Regions from separate parts of the Mus musculus genome. Here region 1 is linked to region 2. Evidence: chromatin loops called from intact Hi-C (ENCODE). Cell type or tissue: gastrocnemius. All regions are shown on one strand. Each heading gives the region's core, and the rest is flanking DNA. Links, peaks and the distances in the headings are about the cores only.

The links. Hi-C counts contacts between places; a loop is a spot of excess contacts. Peaks named below come from ENCODE experiments on the same cell type or tissue, not always from the same donor. Only the 100,000 strongest peaks of a DNase experiment are listed, where the experiment ranks them.
Region 1: it touches region 2 in a loop (2.0-fold over the local background); 12 of 42 quality-filtered maps call a loop at or near these places.

What each region holds. Positions count from the first base shown.
Region 1 is chr15:76,301,679-76,312,468 of GRCm38, reverse strand. Oplah (5-oxoprolinase (ATP-hydrolysing)) reads left to right here and starts at 5,180. Exons shown (of 27, transcript NM_153122.3): 1 at 5,180-5,241; 2 at 5,771-5,994; 3 at 6,079-6,270; 4 at 6,709-6,808; 5 at 6,898-7,021; 6 at 7,134-7,329; 7 at 7,411-7,576; 8 at 7,697-7,835; 9 at 7,936-8,003; 10 at 8,117-8,382; 11 at 8,921-9,033; 12 at 9,121-9,291; 13 at 9,476-9,613; 14 at 9,700-9,838; 2 more. The coding sequence starts at 5,824. In gastrocnemius, for the core only: no CTCF peak of the experiment used is centred there; DNase peaks (open chromatin) are centred at 3,066 and 5,095; H3K4me3 peaks cover 2,414 bases; H3K27ac peaks cover 3,123 bases.
Region 2 is chr15:76,251,891-76,262,680 of GRCm38, reverse strand. No RefSeq gene overlaps it. Among named protein-coding and RNA genes, the nearest start is that of Mir6953, 9.1 kb to the right of the region's middle. In gastrocnemius, for the core only: no CTCF peak of the experiment used is centred there; DNase peaks (open chromatin) are centred at 6,165 and 9,236; H3K4me3 peaks cover 427 bases; H3K27ac peaks cover 5,370 bases.

The DNA of each region.
Region 1 (10,790 bases), core at 1,129-9,128, 50 kb before region 2:
TGTGTGTGTGTGCTGGGGGGGGGGGACTTTACAGAAGTAAGCAGTTTAAAGCAAGCAGTTTTAACAGAAGCTGAGATAAGTGGTTAGTCAGCTGGAAGGGCGTCTCACACAAACAGGCAGTTTTAATAAAGGCTAAGATAAGTTAGCTAGGGCATCCTAGATTAGAGAGGGGTAGTTTTCAAGGAGATCGGATTCTAATTAAACCTGGAAATGGCCTTAGCAAGGGTACAAGATGGAGGGACCTGTCACAGGTGAGGGAGACAAAAGGGTCTTAATCCCTTGCCCTAAACACAAGCTTAATAGTATTTGATAGGGAAGACTCATATTTGGACATGTCTTACTTACATTGTAGAGTCCTAGGCAAGCTTGGAACTCCCTGTGTAGCTGAGAAGGACAGTGACTGCTGATTCCTGCCTCTAAGGGTGGTAAATGTAGTCTGGGTAAGTGCCCTACTAACTATGCTATGGCTACAGCTTTGCTTTTCAATATTACAAAATTTAAATTCTCTCTCTCTGGGGTTGTGTGTGTCATAGCTAGCCTAGCACGTGGGGGTCAGAGGACAGCTTTCAACTTTTGGGAGTTCTCTCTTCCACCTTGTGGGGCCAGAGCTTCAGCTTAGGTAGTCAGGCATGGCAGGAGCCACCTTCACCCTCTGAGTCAAGCCTTTTCAACAATTTGTCGCTGGTGAGTCAGCCTCCAGAGGAGAGCCTAGCCTGTCCAGCTGACACTTTTTTAGTAAGGTAGTGTCTCCTTTCCATGAAGTCTCTTTCGGCCCTTGAGTGTTTTTTGCCAGGAAGAGAACTGTCCTTTGAAGGGCCCTTGTAATGGTGTCTGACATACCTGAGATAATCTGCTAGAATCTCTCCCGTGTGCGCCCGATAAGTTAATCATTGTGAGACTTGAGGCCATTTTATGCACAGATCTGAAGATAGTGATTGGGTGTGTAGCTTGTCCCGGGCCTATCCACCTCTACATTCAGAATGTCTACCTAGGGGTTCAATTCACTGGACCTCCCATTCATTTCAGGTAAAAATCTATACTGTTTGAAATATTCTGTTTCCTGGGACTAGTGTTGTTTCCTTATAGAACTATTTAAATTGTCACTCCTTGGGGCTGGAGAGATGGCTCGGTGGCCAAGGGTATCTGCTGTTCGAGCAGAGGATCTGGGTTCAGTTCCCAGCATTCTCATGGCAGATTCAACCATGTGTAACTATGGTTCCAGTGGGTCTAGGGTCCTGTTCTGGCCTCCACAGCATCAAGCATGCACTCGGGGTACTTAAACACATTCAGGCAAAACACTCGTACATGTATAAGAAAAATAAATACATGTTAGGAAAGGACTACAGTGCCTAGTCATCTACAGCGTATCTCTAGGTGGGTCTTCCCCATCTGCCTGAGCCATTGAGAGAGAGAGAGAGAGAGAGAGAGAGAGAGAGAGAGAGAGAGAGAGAGGGGAGACGGAGAATCTGCCTGCCATGCAGAGTCAGGGCAGGGTCTGTTGGCAGATTTCCTGGTCTGCTGAGGCATGAGGTGATAAGAGGAGGTGCCTTGAGGCTCAAGGGGAGGGGCTGAAGATTCTATTGACCTTGGTGGTAGGAATTAGGGAGGTTTTTTGGATGAGAACAAATGTCTTGTGTATATTTCAGCAAAATTGTTTCTGTTAGCTTGTGGCTTTGCTTCCCAGGGTGCTGTGGTATAAGAAGTCTATGAGAAATACACTCGGGGCTGGCGTAGTGATGACCCGCAGCCCTCCCGTATCTGTCTCTTGCATCTTTTTTTCTATCTTTCCTATAATCATCCTTATTCCCCGCTTAGAGGACTGTTTGACTTCGTACCAGCTGGACCGGTACACCCATTCTCTTCCACAAATGAATGACCTTTGCCAGAGTTTCCTGGGCTGTGGAAGGGAAATCCCTGGAGAATCCATAAATTAACCAGTGAAAGCTGCACTCATCAAGCAAGCAAAAAAGGAAATCTGAATAGCAAATAGCAATAATGAAGAAAAGGTCACAGAATCAAAGTGGATGCATGGAATAATAATTTTACAAGACAAACTGGATGGAAGGAAGTCCTTTATAAAAGTCCAGTGTAAAATAACATTGGATTTATATATATATATATATATATATATATATATATATATATATATATATATATATATATTCCATTGTCATTTGTGGGACCACTGCTGCTCCGTCCAGTTCTTTGCCACCAGCCCTTTCCCGTGTGCCTGTTGAATTCTTCAGTCTACCAAGGCTGTAGCAGCTACCTTTGCAGTGTAGCTCCAACACCCACCCTCCCTCCATGACCGCCTTGGATGCTACATAACCCCTGGATTCAGGCATCACCCCCACTTGCCCAGATCCATAATCTCACATGGTGACCAAGGGACTGTAACCAGGGGCCATTGCCGGGTGGATGGTAGAGATGCCTGAGTTATCTTTCATGACATACCTAAGCTGGGCGGTCTCAGAGAAACTTCCATCTTCCAGGAAGAGCCTAATAATGAAATGCAAAGACCCATGGCAGTGTCTGGGCATCTCTGATGGTCCTTCAGAGCCACAAATCACATGAAACCTGCTCCAGTCAGGAAGACTGGGCCTAGCTGTCTTTGAATGCAAAGGTGGGGTCAGACGCTGACCTCACAATGGCAGAGCCTCTCTTTCCTGGCTAGTCCACAGACCACTGGCCAGCTGCTGTGCTGCTCCTGGGCATGTCCCTTCTCAGCAGCTATGAGGGCCTACGACAGGAGATCCAGAGGCTGGCCCAAGAGAATGAGGAACTACGGCGCCTGGTGCAGCTCATCCAGGAAAACCAAGAGCTGAAGCTAGTCCTTAGGAGCAGGGGCAATAGCCTAAGCTTCTGTAGCGCCAACATCCTGTCAGAAACAACTGCCACTCCCAGGCTGCCAAAGCGGAAAACGATCAGATTCAAGGATGTCGAGAGAGGTGAGCCACGGGCTTCCTTCTGAGTTCTCTTATCCAACGTGCGCCCAATCAGGGGTCTCTTATGTGCCCAATCAGAGTTCTCTTATCCAGCGTATGCCCAATCAGAGTTCTCTTATCCAGCCTGTGCCCATACGAAAGAAGCCACAGAAAACCCTAGCCCCAGGGAGTCTGGCCATCTGCTCCTTGCTGAGTGCTGGTGGTCGGTAGAGGGAGATAGTGCAAACCCAGGGATGAGGGTGGGATGATGTCTTGGGAGCCCGTGCAGGAGAGAGGAGAGGTTGCCTCTGAGGACATTGAGCAGAGTTGGAATAAAGTAACAGTCATGAGGATGGGGCAAGCTTTCTGAGCTAAGGGATTGTCAGTGCAAATGCCCTATGTGGCAGCCAGTGGGCTATGAGATTGATGCAGAGGAAAGAGGGTACCAGAGGTACTCTTGCAAGACAGAGTTTGAGAAAAGCTGTCTCCTGACTCTCTTTGGGTTCTCTCTCTCTCTGGGTTCTCTCTCTGGGTTTTCTCTCTCTCTCTGGGTTCTCTCTCTCTGGGTTCTCTCTCTCTGGGTTCTCTCTGGGGTCTCTCTCTCTCTGGGTTCTCTCTCTCTCTACACACACACACACACACACACACACACACACTTTTTCTCTCCATACTAGGAACAGAACTCAGGGCCTCTTGTATTCTAAACAAGTAGTCTACCAACTGGGCTACCATCCAGCCCTCTCCTACTTTTGGTTTTGAAATGAAAATCTCACTGAGTTATGTACCATAGACCTTACCCTGGCATCCACAAAATGAGAAAGGGACATGAGGACAGGTTTTGAATGCCCAGGGGCACCAGGCATTGCCTGACGTGTGGCGTGAAGCCCAGAGCCTACAAGTCTAATACATAACCAGCTTACCTGCATCCTAGCCTCCTAGGCCCAAGTGGGCCTTGAGAGCCAGCAGTGTACTTAGAATGGGGGATTTGGGTGTGTGCCCTAAGCTGTCTGATACTTGGCCTAGCACATGGGGAAAGGCCTTTGGGTTCAACTGATTTCCTACAGTCTTAGGAGCCACCCTTGAAGGTCAGCATCACCACCACACATGGCTAATAGTTTGACCTGCCCATGCCCCTTCACTTGGATGCTAAATGGCTCAGGCCTGACTTGAGCCCAGCCTCTACTCTGCTTGTAAAGGCTCTGACTTCCAACCAGCACAGTTGAGGCTCCCTGGACTCTGTCATAGAAAGAATAGAAATGCTGGCCTAGTAAGGAAGATCTGCTTTCCTGGGGCTAAAACCCCTCTAGGAACAGCAAAGCAAGAAACCAATTCTGACTCTCCTTGCTTATAAGTCTTGGTTGTCCTGGGGCCTCCTCTGTCTATGCACGTTCTCCTTGGAATCAAGCCCACTTACAGACTGACTAAATAAACAAGAGGGTTGCTGGGCGGTGGTGGTGCACACCTTGAATCCCAGCACTTGGGAGGCAGGCAGATTTCTGAGTTCGAGGCCAGCCTGGTCTACAAAATGAGTTCCAGGACAGCCAGGGCTATACAGAGAAACCCTGGAGAGAGAGAGAGAGAAGAGAGAGAGAGAGAGAGAGAGAGAGAGAGAGAGAGAGAGAGAAAGAGAGTAGAGGACACGGAGACTTTAACCAGTTGTCCTCGGTGAGGGGGAACACCAGTTCCAAATGTCTGTTGGTGTCACTACAGGAGAGACACATGAGGGTTTAGGTGTACTGAGCCATTTTTTTACACTGAAGGGTTGATTGTGGGATGTGTGCAGAGGCCTCTTGATCTTTGTGCCACTTTGCTGCTGAATAAGAGGCCCTCCTACCTTCCCTTGTTCCTTGCCGGGTCCTTTCCACCCAACCCATCTCCTGCCTCAGGTCCTCCCACTCTGGGGAACAGTCTGACTACATCAGAAATGTTGTTACATTAGGGTACAACCAGTTACTTAGAGACCTGAAGTTGGGTATCAAGGGCGTCCACTTTCGGCGACCCAGAACTTGCAGAGAGGTTCAGCAATTCCGAGAATCAAGGTGCCCTTGAGCCAAAGCGCTGGGTCCGCCCCTGCTGGCAAGGGCCACTCAGTCCCTCAATCCGTGGATCGCTCTGGGCGAAGGAGGAGGTGCTCAGGCCCGGCCCGCAATTACGTAATCCGGAGGGCCAGGCACGCCAGGCTTGTGTGTCTGTGTTTGTGTGTGTGTGTTGGGAGTGGGGGTGTGTTTCTCCAGGCCCCACCCCGAGGTGGGGGCAGGGCCTTCGGGAAGCGCAGCGGGACACAAGCAAGACTAGAGCGGATTCGGCTGCTGGTGGGGTCTGTGCTACCGCCTTTCCTACTTTCCCCCTGAGGGCTCCGCTGTACCTCCGCTCTTTTCAGCCTCGCCCCACTCTTGTACAGATTCTGTAGGGTTCCAGTGACTATAAAGCCTGGGCCAGGAAACTTGAGCAGAGTGGGGAGTGGAGCTATTTCTTACCTGCCCAGCCTAACTCGGGTGCCTTTCCCTGAGGAAAGAATCCAGGCTCCTCCCGCAAGAAAGGGCTCCGGGGTCCTTTTATCTCTAATCCAAGTACTGGCTTTCCATCGGCAGCAGGACTCTCAGACCTGTGCCACCGGGACAGTGGCTGGCATTTGGGCTTGCCTGGCTCTGACTCTACTCTGGCCACCCTATGACTGGGTCCTGCAGCTCCTGCCAAACCCAGAGCTACTCTATGACTCCTCCCCAGGGCACCTTCTAGACTCGGGATCCATTTGTTTCCCATCCCAGCCTCTTCTTAGAAACCTGGCCCCCCCTCAGTAATAACCCCAACCCCCCTCACTCCCAGTGACAGGCTCTTCTGTCCAGTTCTCCCAGGGCTACCAGCCGAAGAGCCACTGCTGGACTCCAGCTTCAACATCATGGGCAGCCCAGAAGAGCGCTTCCATTTTGCCATCGACCGTGGTGGCACCTTTACAGATGTCTTTGCCCAGTGCCCAGGAGGGCATGTACGTGTCCTGAAGCTGCTCTCAGAGGATCCTGCCAACTATGCAGACGCACCCACAGAGGGCATCCGCCGAATTCTAGAGCAGGTGGGCCAGGGCCAGTGGCGGGCAGAGGGGAGGTGTTAGGGAGACCCCAACCTGAGGTTCTCCCCCTGACTATGTGGTCCCCAGGAGAGGGGTGTGCTGCTGCCCCGAGGCCGGCCGCTAGACACCAGTCACATCGCCAGCATCCGCATGGGTACCACCGTGGCCACCAATGCTCTGTTGGAACGGCAGGGAGAACGGGTGGCACTGCTGGTGACTCGCGGTTTCCGAGACCTGCTGCATATTGGCACTCAGGCCCGCCCAGACCTCTTTGACCTGGTGAGCTCTCCCGTGCCAACTGGGCATTAGGTGAAGCTTGTGCACTCTTTCCCCTCCCCCAGCCAAGGTCTTGTGGGGAGGTCTGTGAAGCAATGGTGGCTAGTAGGCCTTAAGGAGACTGAGCACTGCTAGCAGGACCCGTGTCCTCATACTTCCAGACTGGCATGGGAATACTCTGCCAGTTCAAGGTGAGAACATAGAAGTTCCACCTTTGAATTCCTGGAAGAAGCTGCCCTCTTGAGGTAGGGTGCTGGTTCTCTAGTTCTTAAGGGCTTGGGCTTGGGTACAGAGAGAAGCCTTCTGGGTGGACCTTGCTGGGCCATTTTGACTGTCTCCTAGCTTTTTGGAACACATCCCCTTGGCCCGCACTGCGACATCATGCAGGACCCCATAGACCACTCAGGCCGGGGTCTCCTCTGAGCCTCTGCCTGCCCTCAGGCTGTGCCCATGCCAGAGGTACTGTATGAGGAGGTCGTGGAGGTGGACGAGCGAGTGCTGCTGTATCGTGGAGAACCCGGTGCCGGCTCTCCCGTCAAAGGTGCGCATGGTGCTGACATCCTGTGTGAGGTTCTTGGGGTAGGCAGAGCCTGGCAATTTTTTTGAATGGGGGCTTTGGGCTTGTTTCAGGCTGTACAGGGGACCTGCTAGAGATACAGCAGCCTGTGGATCTGGCAGCCCTGCGTGGGAAGCTGGAGGGGCTCTTGACTCGGGGCATTCACAGCCTGGCAGTGGTACTCATGCATTCGTACACGTGAGTGAGGGCTGTTTCCCGTGCGTGGAGACTGGATCTAGAGGAAAGCTGGAAAGGTGTTGGGTGGGAGGCACAGAGTCCCCCCCACCCAAACCCTGGGTTCTCGTTGTAGGTGGGCCCAGCACGAGCAGCAGGTGGGCACACTGGCCCGGGAGCTGGGCTTCACGCACGTCTCCTTGTCCTCGGAAGTCATGCCCATGGTGCGGATTGTTCCTCGGGGGCATACGGCCTGTGCAGATGCTTACCTCACTCCCACCATCCAGCGCTATGTGCAGGGCTTCCGCCGAGGCTTCCAGGGCCAGCTAAAGGTGAGGCCTGTTGACCACCGTGCTCCAGGCCCTGGCCTTGCTCCTGCCCAGCTCATCGCTGTCCGCTCTCCCCATTCATAGAATGTGCAAGTCCTCTTCATGCGCTCCGATGGTGGCCTGGCACCCATGGATGCCTTCAGTGGCTCCCGGGCTGTGCTCTCTGGCCCTGCTGGTGGTGTGGTTGGCTACTCCACTACCACCTACCAGCTGGAAGGTGGTCAGCCTGTCATTGGCTTTGACATGGGAGGTATGAAGGCTGAAGTGGGTGGGTGAGGGAAGACCTTCAGCTACCTAGCTGGAGGATGCTGGGGGCTCAGGTCTTGGGGGCGACTCCTAGCATCTTGTCTGCTGTTGCCGCCGCCATTAGGCACATCCACAGATGTGAGCCGCTATGCTGGAGAGTTTGAGCACGTCTTTGAGGCTAGCACGGCAGGTGTTACCCTCCAGGCCCCACAGCTGGACATCAATACGGTGGCAGCTGGCGGGGGTTCCCGCCTCTTCTTCAGGTCAGTTCCTACCTCTTCAGTTATAACCTCTAAGCTTCTTTATTCCACCCCCCCCCCCCGACCTCCCCATGCCTCTAATTCCTGTCTTTTATCCCCCAAGGTCTGGCCTCTTTGTGGTTGGTCCAGAGTCAGCAGGTGCCCACCCAGGTCCTGCCTGCTACCGCAAAGGTAAGGGCTAGCCACTGCCTTGCTGGACCTAGCCCCATGGTGTTCTAGGCCTGTCCCTGCTGGCCACTTGTGCCTCTCTAGCCTCCAACCCACACTCAGTTCCTTCTTCCCAGGGGGTCCTGTGACAGTGACAGATGCTAATCTGGTTCTGGGTCGCCTGCTGCCTGCCTCCTTCCCCTGCATTTTTGGGCCAGGAGAAGACCAGCCATTGTCTCCCGAGGCTTCCCGAAAGGCTCTAGAGGCTGTGGCCATGGAGGTCAACAGTTTCTTGGCCAGTGGACCCTGCCCAGCTTCCCAGCTAAGTCTGGAGGAGGTGGCCATGGGGTTTGTGCGTGTTGCCAACGAAGCCATGTGCCGGCCTATCCGTGCCCTCACACAGGTGTGTCCCCTCTGCCCACCATCACATGTCTGCCCTAGCCCTGATCCTATACTCTGTTAGACCACCAGAAATGGGTAGCACACGCCAGTTCATCTTGAAATGCCTTGGATAACACAATGACTGGGCACTCCTAATCCTTCCCCTGCAACGCTAGTCAGGGGAGCAGCCAGAGGCCAGAGGCCAGAGGCCACTTACTTCCCTGGAAACTCGCATAGCTGGTTGGCTTTCTCCTCGATGCTGTGTTCCCTTCTTCCTCTTCCCCCTAAGTGTCTCAATCCTCTTCCTCTTTCCTAGCCTGTGGGAACCTGGAAGTCCTGCCTTTCCCCCTCCCCAACCCCCACGCACCCCAGCCATTGGCCACTGGCATCTTTACTGATAGACCAAAAACCAATCGGGAGCTAGGACCTTCAGCATCAGTAAACATAGATTCTCAGTCAAAGCGATCAAAGCATTGGAACTACTTTCTACAGAAATGGGACAGGATGGGGGGCTGTCACGTGTATGAAAGATTATTTATTAGCCCTTCCTGGATCACCAGGCACGAGGCCACGACCCCTCAGCCCATGTACTGGCTTGCTTTGGAGGAGCCGGTGGGCAACACGCTTGTGCCATTGCCCGGGCCCTGGGTATGGACACTGTGCATATTCACAGGTGGGTCTGCATATGAGCATGTGCCCTTAGCCGAGGGAATTGGCTTTGAGGATTGTCCCCACACCGCCGCACCACCCATTTCTGCAGGCACAGCGGGCTGCTGTCAGCACTGGGACTGGCCTTGGCCGATGTGGTTCACGAAGCACAGGAGCCCTGTTCCCTGTCTTACACACCTGAAACCTTTGCACAACTGGACCAGAGACTGAGCCGCCTGGAGGAGCAGTGTGTGGATGCCCTGCAGGCCCAGGGCTTCTCTAGGTAAGTCATGGACCACCGAGGAGCACAGCACTGGCTTTGTCTCCACCTCCCCTTTGGTTGGATGCCACTGGATGACTTCCCAGATGTTCCTGAGTCTTTAGGACAAGGGTCTCACAGCGCCTGAGGAAGCAGGAAAGGTTCCCTCAGATAGTACTGGGTAAGTACCCCAGCCTGCTTCCTACAGGTCTCAGATCAGCACCGAGAGCTTCCTGCACCTTCGCTACCAAGGCACTGACTGTGCCCTAATGGTGTCTGCCAATCAGCATCCGGCCACAACCTGCTCACCCCGTGCTGGTGACTTTGGAGCAGCGTTTGTCGAGAGGTATATGTGTTCTCCCGTGAGTTTAGCATGTGGCCTGCTGGTCTGGTTGCTTGGTCCTCATTGCTCCCTTTGATGGGTGGGTGCAGGTACATGAGAGAGTTTGGCTTCATCATTCCTGAGCGCTCGGTGGTGGTAGATGATGTGCGTGTGAGGGGAACTGGCCGTAGTGGACTTCAGCTGGAGGAGACCTCCAAAATCCAGAGTGGACCTCCGCATGTGGAAAAGGTTGGAGGCCTTGCTGTGCTGGTCCACCTACATCCTCGGGACCTCAGGGAGCAAGGGTTAATGGGGAGGTCCAGCTATGTTGAGAGGCCTCAGGAGAAATGTTCTGGGAGCCCAGCTCATTCCACACCTTCTGCAGGTGACCCAGTGCTACTTTGAAGGGGGTTATCAGGAGACTCCCGTGTACCTTTTAGGAGAACTAGGCTACGGGCATCAGCTTCAAGGGCCCTGCCTGATCATTGACAACAACAGGTAAGTCTGGATTGGTAGAGCCTTGGAGGGGTTATTGTAGCCCCCACCCCCCAGCAGATCCCCTGGCCTAGGGCTACAGAGGTTCTATCATTGGGGTATCTCCCGGCGTGTAGTATTGACATCTCTGGTTGTGGGGAGGTTGTGGCCAGCCTTCTTGTAGCTCCTCTGTGTCTCCTGCCCCCAGCACCATCCTTGTAGAACCAGGTTGCCAAGCGGAGGTGATTGAGACAGGGGACATCCGCATTTCTGTGGGAGCCGAGGCTCCCAGTATGATAGACACCAAGCTTGACCCCATCCAGTTGTCTATTTTCTCACACCGTTTCATGAGCATTGCTGGTGAGTAGACACTGCTGTCCTCCTCATAGGGCTGGCGTGTATGATGTAGGACATAGTGGGGAACGGTTGCACACGAGGCAAAAGTACAGACAAGCAGGGTAGCTGACAGCATTGGCTCTCGTTGCATGTGATGACCTGGCAGATGTGTGCCAAGGGGAAGGGCAAAATCCTCACTGGTGGGGGTGGGGGGTGGGCAGTGTGGGGCAAGTCGTCTCCTCTTCTCATCGGAAGCCATTTGATCTTCAGCTATTTAGGGATAGAACACAGGTATCCACTGTGAGTTCATCTGTTCAAGGCTAAGCCACCAGCTTTCGGGAGCCTAGGGGTTTATGCTCGGGGACCAGGTTCTTGCTATATCAGTCAGGGA
Region 2 (10,790 bases), core at 1,257-9,256:
GTGATGGTGGGGCTCAGAATAGACAAAGCCTTTCTCTGGTCAGTGTATGAATGTTGGCAATATGTAGAAACTAGCAACTAGCAACTTGTGTGTTTGAGGCAGGGTCTCACGTAAGTCCATGGTCTATTTATTTTGGAGACGTGATTCAAGTTTACTGTGTAACCAAGGATGAAATTTAGCTCCTCATCTTCCTCCTTCACCTCCTACACTCTGGGGTTGCCAGAATGTGCTACCATGCCCTGCCTTACTGGATTCTATACCACAATCTCCACACATGTGCTGTGCAGCCTGGGTGGAGAGCTTACGGCATAATCGCTTTACATTTGGCATGGATAACATACGGATTGGCTATCTTCAAAAAGGTCAATCCGAGAACTCTTCATTTGCCTCCTGTAAAATGATGCTCTGGAAGCACAGATCTGGTCTGAAGTCCTGACCAGTTTCTTACACCAGATACTGATGGTGGAATTTGTAATTGAGAGGTTCAGTAGACTTCTGACAGGGCATCCGTATGGAGTTCCACGGTACAAGGACTCTAATGATGCTCTTTCTTCAACTCTTTAGTGCACATTCTTGCCAGTGGCCTGTTTCTCTCTGTCGTTTTAGCTGTCCTAGCACTAGCTCTGAAGACCAGGCTGAACTGGAACTCACCTGCTTGCCTCTGCCTCCCAAGTGCTGTGGTTAGAGTTGTTGCACTACCACCGCCTGGACAGTGTCTGTTGAGAGTGCGTGCGTTACAATAGTGCTTTGCGGGCGGTCTGTCCTGTATGAGCCATGCTCCAGAGTCTTCTTTATTTACCCCTTTTTGACTGAAGGTTGGCAAGTTAGAGGTGGGTCTGGCGTGACAGAATGGCAGCAGCTGCTGGGGACGGTTGTGTGTTGACTGGCAGACTAGACAAGGCACTAACTAGGAGCACTTTTTTTTTTTTTAGTGATTTTCTTGACAGCAGTGTCTCATTCTGTAGCCCTGGCTGGGTTGGAATTCACTCTGCAGTTCAGAATAGCATCAAACTCAAAGCAATCCTCCTGCCTCCTGAATGTGGGGATTATACTTGTGAGCTCCCTAGACTGGGTTGTAATCTTGGGAAGGTAGATGGTGTTCAGGAGAGTCAGGGCATCTGTATATCTATGCAAGGCTCATGGCTAGGAAGAAAGGCCTTAGTGAAAATCTATGGTGGTGCATACCCTTAATCCCAGCACTCTGGAGGCAGAGGCAGGTGGATCTCTATGAGTTTGAGGCCAACCAGGTCTATGGAGTTAGCTCTAGGACAGCCAGGGCTACGAAGCAACTCTGTCTCAAAACACCAAGAAAGGTAAGAAAATCTCCAGAGGTCTTGGCTAGAAGCAGAGATTTGGGGGTATAAGACCTGGATCTCACCCCCCAAATTATCCCTTGTAGAAGGGCTGGGCCCAAATGCAAAGACCAGGAAGCTCTCTGAGGCTTTGGCGGCTTGAAAATGTCATCATTGCTGGTTCCATAGCTGCTTTAAAACAACAACTACAACAACAAACAAAACAAAACAAAACAAAACAAAAAACAAAAGTAGGAATGATCAGCTCTGGAAAGCTAGCAGGGCACAGGGCTCAATTCTACCCACCAGGTAGAGCAGGCTGGCAGAAACCTGCTGGAAGAATGGGGTTGGGGGTTCCAGAAGCTCATACTGTATCTTTGCAGGACAACAAATTACTGTAGACTTGGCAATGGGAACAACACAGCTTTCTTTCCCACAGGTAGCAGCAGAAGATCAAGGTCCTGGAAGATCTGAATTTCTCTGACTTAGGATCCCTTCCTAGCATGCTGACAATAGTCATAGTCTCCTGTGTCCCCATAAGTGGAAAGTGGAGAGAGAGGAGGGAGCAAGATTATTGGTGTCCTTTTTCTTTTTTCTTTTTTGAGACAGAGAATATATATATATGTATGTATATATATATGTATATATATACACACATGCATATATATATATACATACACACACATGCATATATATATATACACATACACACACATGCATATATATATAAAACATGTCCCTTCCATATCATTACTTTGGGGCTAGGATTTCAACATATGAATTTCGAGGGTACATACACTGTCAGTCCACAGCAAACTCCAGGGTGCCCAACCTCAGGCCCATGCTGTCTTTCCCTGTCTTCCTGTCTGTCATTACCCCTTCAGAACTCAGCCTGTGTGCTGCCTCTCTGGGGGGGGGGGGGGCGTGAACTGGTCCATTCCCATCAGACCTGTTACTGCTTGGATCCACGCCTGATCCCTGAGTTAAGTGCTGTGGGCCTGGGCCAGTTCCCCACTTTCTCCAGGCCTCCTTCTCTTCATGTCGGTGTAGAGATAATAACGCCCTTCCTCCTGCGGTCCTTGGGAGCACTAGATGAGGTAATGGGGGATAAGGCAGCGGCAGCCTCCGCCTGAAACACATTACCTCATTAAACCGTCGATCTGGAACCTGTCAGCTCCGGCACATGATGTGTTCTGGGGATTATCATTGAGCAGCCAGGCATCTGAAGCCTCATTCTCTCTCTGTTTATCCAGCAGGAACTGCTCCCCGGAAGCTCATGGGAACACTTGAGCTCCCTAGCCCAATTCCCTGCTTGTAATCCTCCCCCAGTCTGGCTGGGGGAAGACAGAAGAGTATAGATGTTAGACAGGCCTGACATTTTTTTTTTATGTGGATGTGGGTGTGCGTGCACGGTCACATAGAGATGAGAGAGGGATGAAGACTGTGGTGTGAGACTTTGGGTGTCCTCTAACTCTCTCCACCTTAGTCAATTGAGATGAGGTGTCTTAGTCACTTGAGGTTGTCTCACGGTGTTGGCTAGTTTTTATGTCAACTTATCACATGCTTGAGTCGCCTGGAAAGAGAACGTACCACTTGAGAAAATACTCCCACCAGCTTCCCCCAATGGGCAAGTCTGAGGTACATTTTACTGACTAGTGATTGATGTGGGAGGCGCCACCCCAGTGGTTCCAGGGGTTTAACAAAGCAGGCTGAGTAAGCCTTGACGAGAAAGCGGCAAGTAAGTAACCCTTCATGGCTTCTGCATCAGTTCCTGCTTTCAGGTTCCTGCCCCGAGATCCTGCCCTGACTTCCCTGGAGGTGGACGACAAGGTGTAAGCGAAAATAAAACCTTTCCCCTCCAACCTTCTCTTGTTCACGGTGGTTTTTTGTTTGTTTGTTTTTTGGGTTTTTTTTCTTTTTGTTTGTTTGTTTTTAAAGATTTGTTTAGTTTACATATATGAGTACTCTGTCTTCATGGACACTAGGAGGAATCAGATCTCATTACAGATGGTTGTGAGCCACTATGTGGGTGCTGGGAACTGAACTCAGGACCTCTAGGAGAGCAACCAGTGCTCTTAACCGCTAAGCCACCTCTCCAAGATGTTCATAGTGTTTTTATTGCAACAATAGAAACCCTAACAAGATGTGTGCTGAACCTGAGCTTCAAAGATCCTCCTGGTTCTGCCCCCAAACACTGCTCGGTTCACTGCGTGCAAGTAACCATGTCCCACTTTCTATGTGAATTTTCAGGATTTCAACTCAGGTTTAATCCTATGGAGTCATCTCCCCAGTCCATGGCCTGGGAACTAAGAGCTTAGTCATGGCTAGGTAACTGTAGGCTACGAGACATTTCCCATGCTATAGCCTATTTATTCCTCAGAAGCCGGCAGCGGTGCTGCTGATCTGTGGCTACAGAAAGGATGGTGCTTAGGTAATTTTTCACAGTAGCCATCAAGAGCCAACTCCTACAGGACAGGGAGCACAGCAAAGTCCAGGCTGCCATGGGGCCAACCTCCTAGCAGGAGGAAGGATGGTGGGTCCATGAAAGGAGATGGCAGACAAAATTATATTATCATGAGCAGAGATGAGACCAGGAAAGGGGAAACCAGGGGAGAACGCTGTTGGAGGACTTAGAATAGCTTTCCTAACAAGGTCGTGCTTGGCAGGGGGGCTGAAGGTAGGAACTGAAAAAAGGCAAAACTGGGTTGTGAGATGCCAGTCAGTAAGAGCTCCTCCCACCAAGCCTGGCAGCATTAGATTCCTAGGACTTACATGGTGAAGAGAGAGAACCCACTCTGGTGGATGGTTCTCTGATGTCTGCCTGTCTGCAGCGGCACCCGCGTACCACCCCCAAACACAAAACAAATAAAATGCGATTTAAAGTCTTCTAAAGACAGGAGGTGGTGGTGCATGCCTTTAATCCCAGCATTCAGGAGGCAGAAGCAGGCAGATCTCCAAGTTCAAAGCTAGCCTGGTCTACAGAGTGAGTTCCAGCACAGCCAGAGTTCCAGCCAGGTTCCAGAGAAACCATGTCTCAAACAAAACAAAACACCAAAAAACCAAAACAACAAAAGCAACAAATGGGTATGGTGGCACACATTTTTAAAATTCCAATCATGGCACTCAGGGTGCAGAAGCAGATTCTGTGAATTTAAGACCAATCTAGTCTACATAGAGAGTTCCCACAGTCACATGAGACCCAGTCTACATAAATAACAACAACAACAACAACAACAATAACAACAACAAAGGCACAACTTTTCAAACTAAGGGAGTAATAGTACAAAGACCCAGGCTTGGTATGTTTTTGAAGATCTTTAAGGAGGCCCACGAGATGATTGGAGAATGGCCACAGGAAGAGGAAATGCAAGCCAGCCAATGCTAGTCTGTGGGCTGATAGAAGTACTTTGTAGTTTACACACACACACACACACACACACACACACACACACACACACACACACGTTGGAGGGTCGGAGGATTTGGAGTGAAGGAACACACACACACGTTGGAGGGTCGGAGGATTTGGAGTGAAGAAAGTGGCTGCTCTTATTCTATGACTGGAGGCACCAGGGTATAGGATAGTGGCTTAGTCAGGTCCCTTGAATCCATTACTGTCCCTTCTGAAGGCTCTTAACCATTCTGTGGAGTATCAAATGAACACTTTCTGGCACTAACTGCTGTCTTCGCTCCTGGCCTCTGAGTGAAGTCCAGACCTCTTGAAATTTGACCCCTTTGGGTGCCTGTCCCTTCCCTGAGTGCTCTCACTGCTCCTTACCCTGTTTCCTTGACCTAACAGGTGGTGTGCCCTCCCCCAAGTCACTGGAGCCTTCCTCCCCTTCAGTTTGTTCCTCCAGCACTCTAGGACAGTAGGGCTGTCTGGCACCTCAGACACACTGTCTGAACCCATGAAGCCAAGACAGATATGGAGAGTGTTGTCAGGTAGCCTGCTTCTGAGTGAATGACCCTCTTCCCAACTCTCATCTCAGCTCAATCATAACAAGTCCTTTAAAGGCAGTTTCCATCAGGAGTCTCTGTAAACAGAGGGAATTGGCAGCGGATTGTGGTGATTTGAATAAGAACAGTACCCATAGGCTCTTATATTTGAATCCTTAGACATCAGGGAGTAGCATTTATTTCAAAAGGATTAGGAGGTGTGGCCTTGTTGGAGGAAGTGTGTCATTGGGGGTGGGCTTTGAATTTATCAAAAGCCAAAGCCAGGGCTAGTGGTGGGCTCTTCCTGCTGCCTATGGATATGAATGTAGAACTCTCTGCTACTTCTCCAGCACCATGTCTGCTTAAGTGCTGTCATCTTCCTCCCCCCCCCCCACAATGATAATGGACTGAACCTCTGAAACTGTAAGCCAGCCCCAATTAAATACTTTCATTTATAAGAGTTGCCTTGGTCACGATGTCTCTTCACAGCAACAGAACAGTGACTCAGTGACAGTCCGAGGAACGGTGTTTAAATGCAACTCAGCATTTTACTGGCCATGTCCCTCTGGGAGTGTGCGGGCACCTCAGATTGGATTCCTTCTCTGTAAGTGGAATTCACAGCACCTACACTTGGCTATCTAAAGGGACAGCTATTAATGGTGAGTGTAAATGAACCCCAATAATGAATACAGACTTCTACATCTTGGGTTCTTTAGCATCCTCCCTGGGCTGGTGGGGAAGGGCTGCTGAAGTGGTCTGGAGATGTACAATCCACACTGGCTTATTTTGATCCAGGTTAGGGAGCTGACTCTCAGACAGGAGGACAGGCACAGGACCGAAGCCTTCCCTGTAACACTGCCACCCTATGCTGCAGCTACGAAGACCTCCTTGTCCTTGATCTTAGGCTGGAGGCAAACCTTGCCAGGTCATGTGTCCCTAGCTGGGCTGCAGCCAGATCCCAGTGGCAGATGTTGCCCTGAGGAAGCCTGGCTTCTTCCTGGACTCTTGGGCCAGCCCTTCCTGTGTGGCCTGGGAATTAATCTCTGATAGGTTTCAACTAATCAAAAAGGTCTTTCCAAAACCACTTCCTAGAACTTTGGGAGGAGATTGGCTCTCTGACAAACACTTTTTAAGAGCTCTTTGGTGGGGAATGATGGATACCTGCTTTACCCAATCAATTCTCAAACCCTGCTCTGGTCAGTTGTTGGTCCCACCCCTAGGAGTAATCCCACCTCTTACAGTGGTGACTGTAGCTCAAATGGGGATCTGGCTTTTTTTTTTTTTTCCAGTCCTTTGGGTCCTTAGACACTTTTGCTACACTTTCATGACAGGGATAGATAGAGATAACCTTGTCTGGTACAGCTGGGATGGTTGCATTTTTGGAAAAGCGGTTAAAGGAGTAAGTCACCAAACAATTTTGCTGGACCGTTTTGGGATGCAAACTGGCTTCGGCACTATTGATATATTTGGGAACAATTGGGACTGAGAGAGCAAATGCTACGTCTCTGTGTTTAATTTTGTCCACCAGAAACATTATGAGATGGGCTGTAGAGATGGTTCAGCAGTTAAGAGCCCTTTACACGCTTGCAGAGGACCCCAGCTCCCTTTGAGCACCCACGTGCTGGCTTACATGTTTATAACTGCAGTTCTAGAGGACCTGACACCCTCTTTTGGCCTCCACGTATGCCTGCGTGTATCGATATATACACATATGTGGTGTACATCAACACACGCAGGCAAAACACTCATACACATAAAGTTATATAAAAACAAACCGCAGCCCAAGAAGGACACACCAGCCACACACACCTGGGTGCCTTACACCTGGTGTTACATCTTTCCACCAGATTTCAGGTAACTCACTTCGAAAGAACCCACATCCACAAGCAAACTGTAGGTCTTTTCCATGGTAAGCATCATAATTTTGGTACAGCTTATGTACTTCTTTACTATTTAACGTCTATAAAATGACTAGGCTCTTATCACTCGATCTTTGATTATTATAGTCTGTAACTGGACCCATGCTATTTTTAGTTCCTCTAGAAACTGCTCTTGTCTCCCCCAGTACTGTTCCTACAATTCGTGCAAGAGGACTTGCATTTCTCCACAACCTCTCCAAATCTGTTAGCTTCTATTTTCTTGAGTTTATTTTATTTTATTTTTATTTTTATTTTTTTATTTTATGTAGTTGGGTCTCAAACCCAGGGCCTGAAATATACTAGGTAAGAGTTTACTATGGCCCTGTGCTCCAAGCCCTTTTTGGTTCCTTTAAGAACAGATTTTAGATTATTTATGTTATGTGCATGAGTATTTTGTCTGCTTGCATGTACATGTGTTGCATGTGGATGTCGGGACTGGGCATTGGATCTCCTGAAATGAGTTACTGAGAGCTGTGAGCCATCATATAGGAGTTGGGAATGAAACACTGGTCCATTACAAGAGCAGTAAGTGCTCTTAACCTCTGAGCCATCTCTCCATCCCCTCTGAGACTTTACCTTAAAAAGAAAAAAATTTAAAGCTCAATTTGAGTCTCTCTCTCTCTCTCTCTCTCTCTCTCTCTCTCTCTCTCTCAGACATGGTTTCTCAGGCTAGAGAGTTGGCTCGGCAGTTAAGAGCACTGACTGCTCTTCCAGGGGTCCTGAGTTCAATTCCCAGCAACCACATGGTGGCTCACAACCATCTGTAATGGGATCTCATGCCCTCTTCTGGTGTGTCTGAAAACAACTACAGTGTATTCACACCCACACATACACACCCACACACACCCATACTCCACCCACACATATTTATCTATCTATCTGAATGACAGGGATACAGGGTTTCTCTGTGTAGCCCTGGCTGTCCTGGAACTCACTCTGAAGACCACACTGGCCTCCAACTCACAGAGATCCGCCTGCCTTTCCCTCCTGAGTACTGGCCTTACAGGCATGTGCCACCACGCCCAGGTGATTCTTGTTATTGTTATAGAGTTGAATACTTGATGGAATTTTCCACATTTCTTCTACATCCTACCGCTTCCACTTCTATTTTTTCCTAATTTTGTACTAAAGACTGTGTTTTCTCTCCATTAAGGAACCACCTCTAGGTCTGTTTCTGTCATTTGACTTTCTCTTGGACGTTAGCCAGACAATCCTATAATTTGAAATACCTAGTAAGTTTAATGAAATGACAGATGCTGTGTCTAGGTGATATTATCTTTTCGTTCTCTCTTTCTTTCTTAAAAAAGAAGAAATTCACTTCATCCACTGCCAGGCACAGGGAGTGGACTAATTTCCCATAACTGTTTGGGCAGAGGTGGGTGGAGCCTGGGTTGTGGTTTTTTTGGCTGCCTCACCTCTTCCTCTAGTTTCCAGGTTTCCAGGCAAGAGCCCAGGAACTTACCAGGACTTTTTCCTGAGTTTCCCAAATGTGATATCTGGTCTACTCAGGGCAATTTCTGTCAATCACACAGCTGCAACTATTTTCTCACAGGCTGCCTGCCGTAGTGACGATCGTGTGTGACAGGAGAGACACGTTCAAACGCTAGAACTTAATTGCCCAGAAGTCATGATGATATTTGGATCAAGAGGAGGGCTTGTGCCTGATGCTAGAGTTATCCCAGAACCAGGAAACTTCTGGAAGGTGGTGAAACACAAGCCAGGCTGGTATGAAAGATGATAGGTGTGCAAGGGCCTTCCAGTTAGAGGTGGGAGTGAAGAGGGAGAGGGTGTGGCCAAGGTAAAGGGTGTGGCTGAGCAAGCGCATCCATCGGGCAGGGTGTTTACAGGGAGAAGCAACTCTGTTACTGAAGAAATGGGAGTTGAGAAGTCAGAGTTGAGGGGAAGAGATACATAGGTCTGGCCATTCTGAAAGGTCTCCAATGTCCTGCAAAGTCTGAGACAGAGTAGCACCTGAGGAGTGACTGGGTGCCAGAACAGGCCTCAGTAACCCAGGGAGGAGCATCTGGACCCCACTAGAAAAGGAGCCAATTTGGCCTGCAGGGCTGATGCCAGATCTCCATGGAGTCTCCTCACTCTGACCTCCTCCCATCCCTGAGTGCTGGTCCTCCTGGCCTGCGCCACTACAGGGTCCTGACCAGTTTTCCTACCTCTGCCCAAACCATTTCAGAGCCATTGTTGCCTGCATAATAATACTTCAGATATTTGAGCTGCCAGCCTACAGTAGGCTACCCTCAGCTTTGATTCCCTTGTTAGTCCATCCTTCTCCCATCGGGTGCTTTCCACAAACATGACCCTGTTCTACCAGGGCCTTAGTTTTACTCCCTTTATGGCCAAGGCACCACCCACTGATGCTGATGGTCAGCCAAAGACCACCTTGTCATTTGTCCTGGGGCAGCTGGTGCTTGTTAACTTGATTCATTCCGTTTGATTGACACCATGGTGTGCCAGGCTCTGCACTAGGTGCTGGGCTCTGTGTCAAATTCAGGTCACAGATCCTGCTCTGAGGATGCTTCCAACCCTGAGATGCTGAACAGTAGCCCTATCTCATCAGAGGAAGTGTGTGGGGATCTGAGATGGTCTCGAGCTGGAGTCTAGAGCTAGCTAACCCTTTACTGTGCTTTGCAACAGGCAGCAATGATAACGTTGCTCTGTGATAAAGAGGTGAACATTTTTTCCCCCATAAATGCCTGTATTGTTTAATCTTGAGAGCAAGATGTAATTTTTACTTATGCAAATAAGTCTTTGGTGTTAGTGTAGTTGACCCTGTAAGTGCTCTCTTGGGCACATCTATGGTTTGACCACGTTGGATTACTATCCATGGAAGCCGGTAATTCTTGAGCCATAGACATGGAGAGAATACAGCTTGACTAATTCCTATGTTTTTTCCATTTAGCTGTGATTAAGAGGGGTCTTGGTTTTTTGTTTGTTTGTTTTTGTTTTGTTTTGTTTTGACCCATCATGGTAACAGTGCCGCCTGGTCTGCTGTCAGTGTTTTGTGAAATTGTTAAAACAGAACATCAAGCCTCTATCTGTGGGGGCCAGACCAGCTCCTAGCAACCCTGGGTGTCTCTATCTGTGGGTGCCAGCTCAGTTCCTAGCTACACTGAGACCTCACAGATAGGACAGGGCAGATCCCAAGTGTTGGAAAGTGCTTTTCTTCCTCACTCGAGCGCCAACATTACCTCATACTGGATTCCATTCAACTTCACACATCAACTTTCTGAGCTCTTTAAAAAAAAAATTTTCATGTGCTATGTGTGTTTTGTGGAGGCATGTGCATGCCGTGTTGTGTGGACATGGGTCAGGGGACACACTGGGTGTCTGTCCTTGCCTTCCACTTTGAGATGGGGTCCCTTTGTTGTTAACTGCTGCATCCTCCAGGATAGCTGGCCTGCAAGTGTCTACAGATTCCCATCTGCCACCTATCTTGATGATGCGTGAGAATTACAGACGCACACTACCATGCCTGACGTTACCCTGGTCCTGGAGGTATATAGATAGTTCCTATGTTTGCATAACCACTGTTTTCCTCAATGAGCCATCTCCACAGACCAATATGAAAGCTTCCACTTTCTCAAATGCTTGTGTTAGCATCAGGATCGTGGTTTCGGTTTTACTTTCA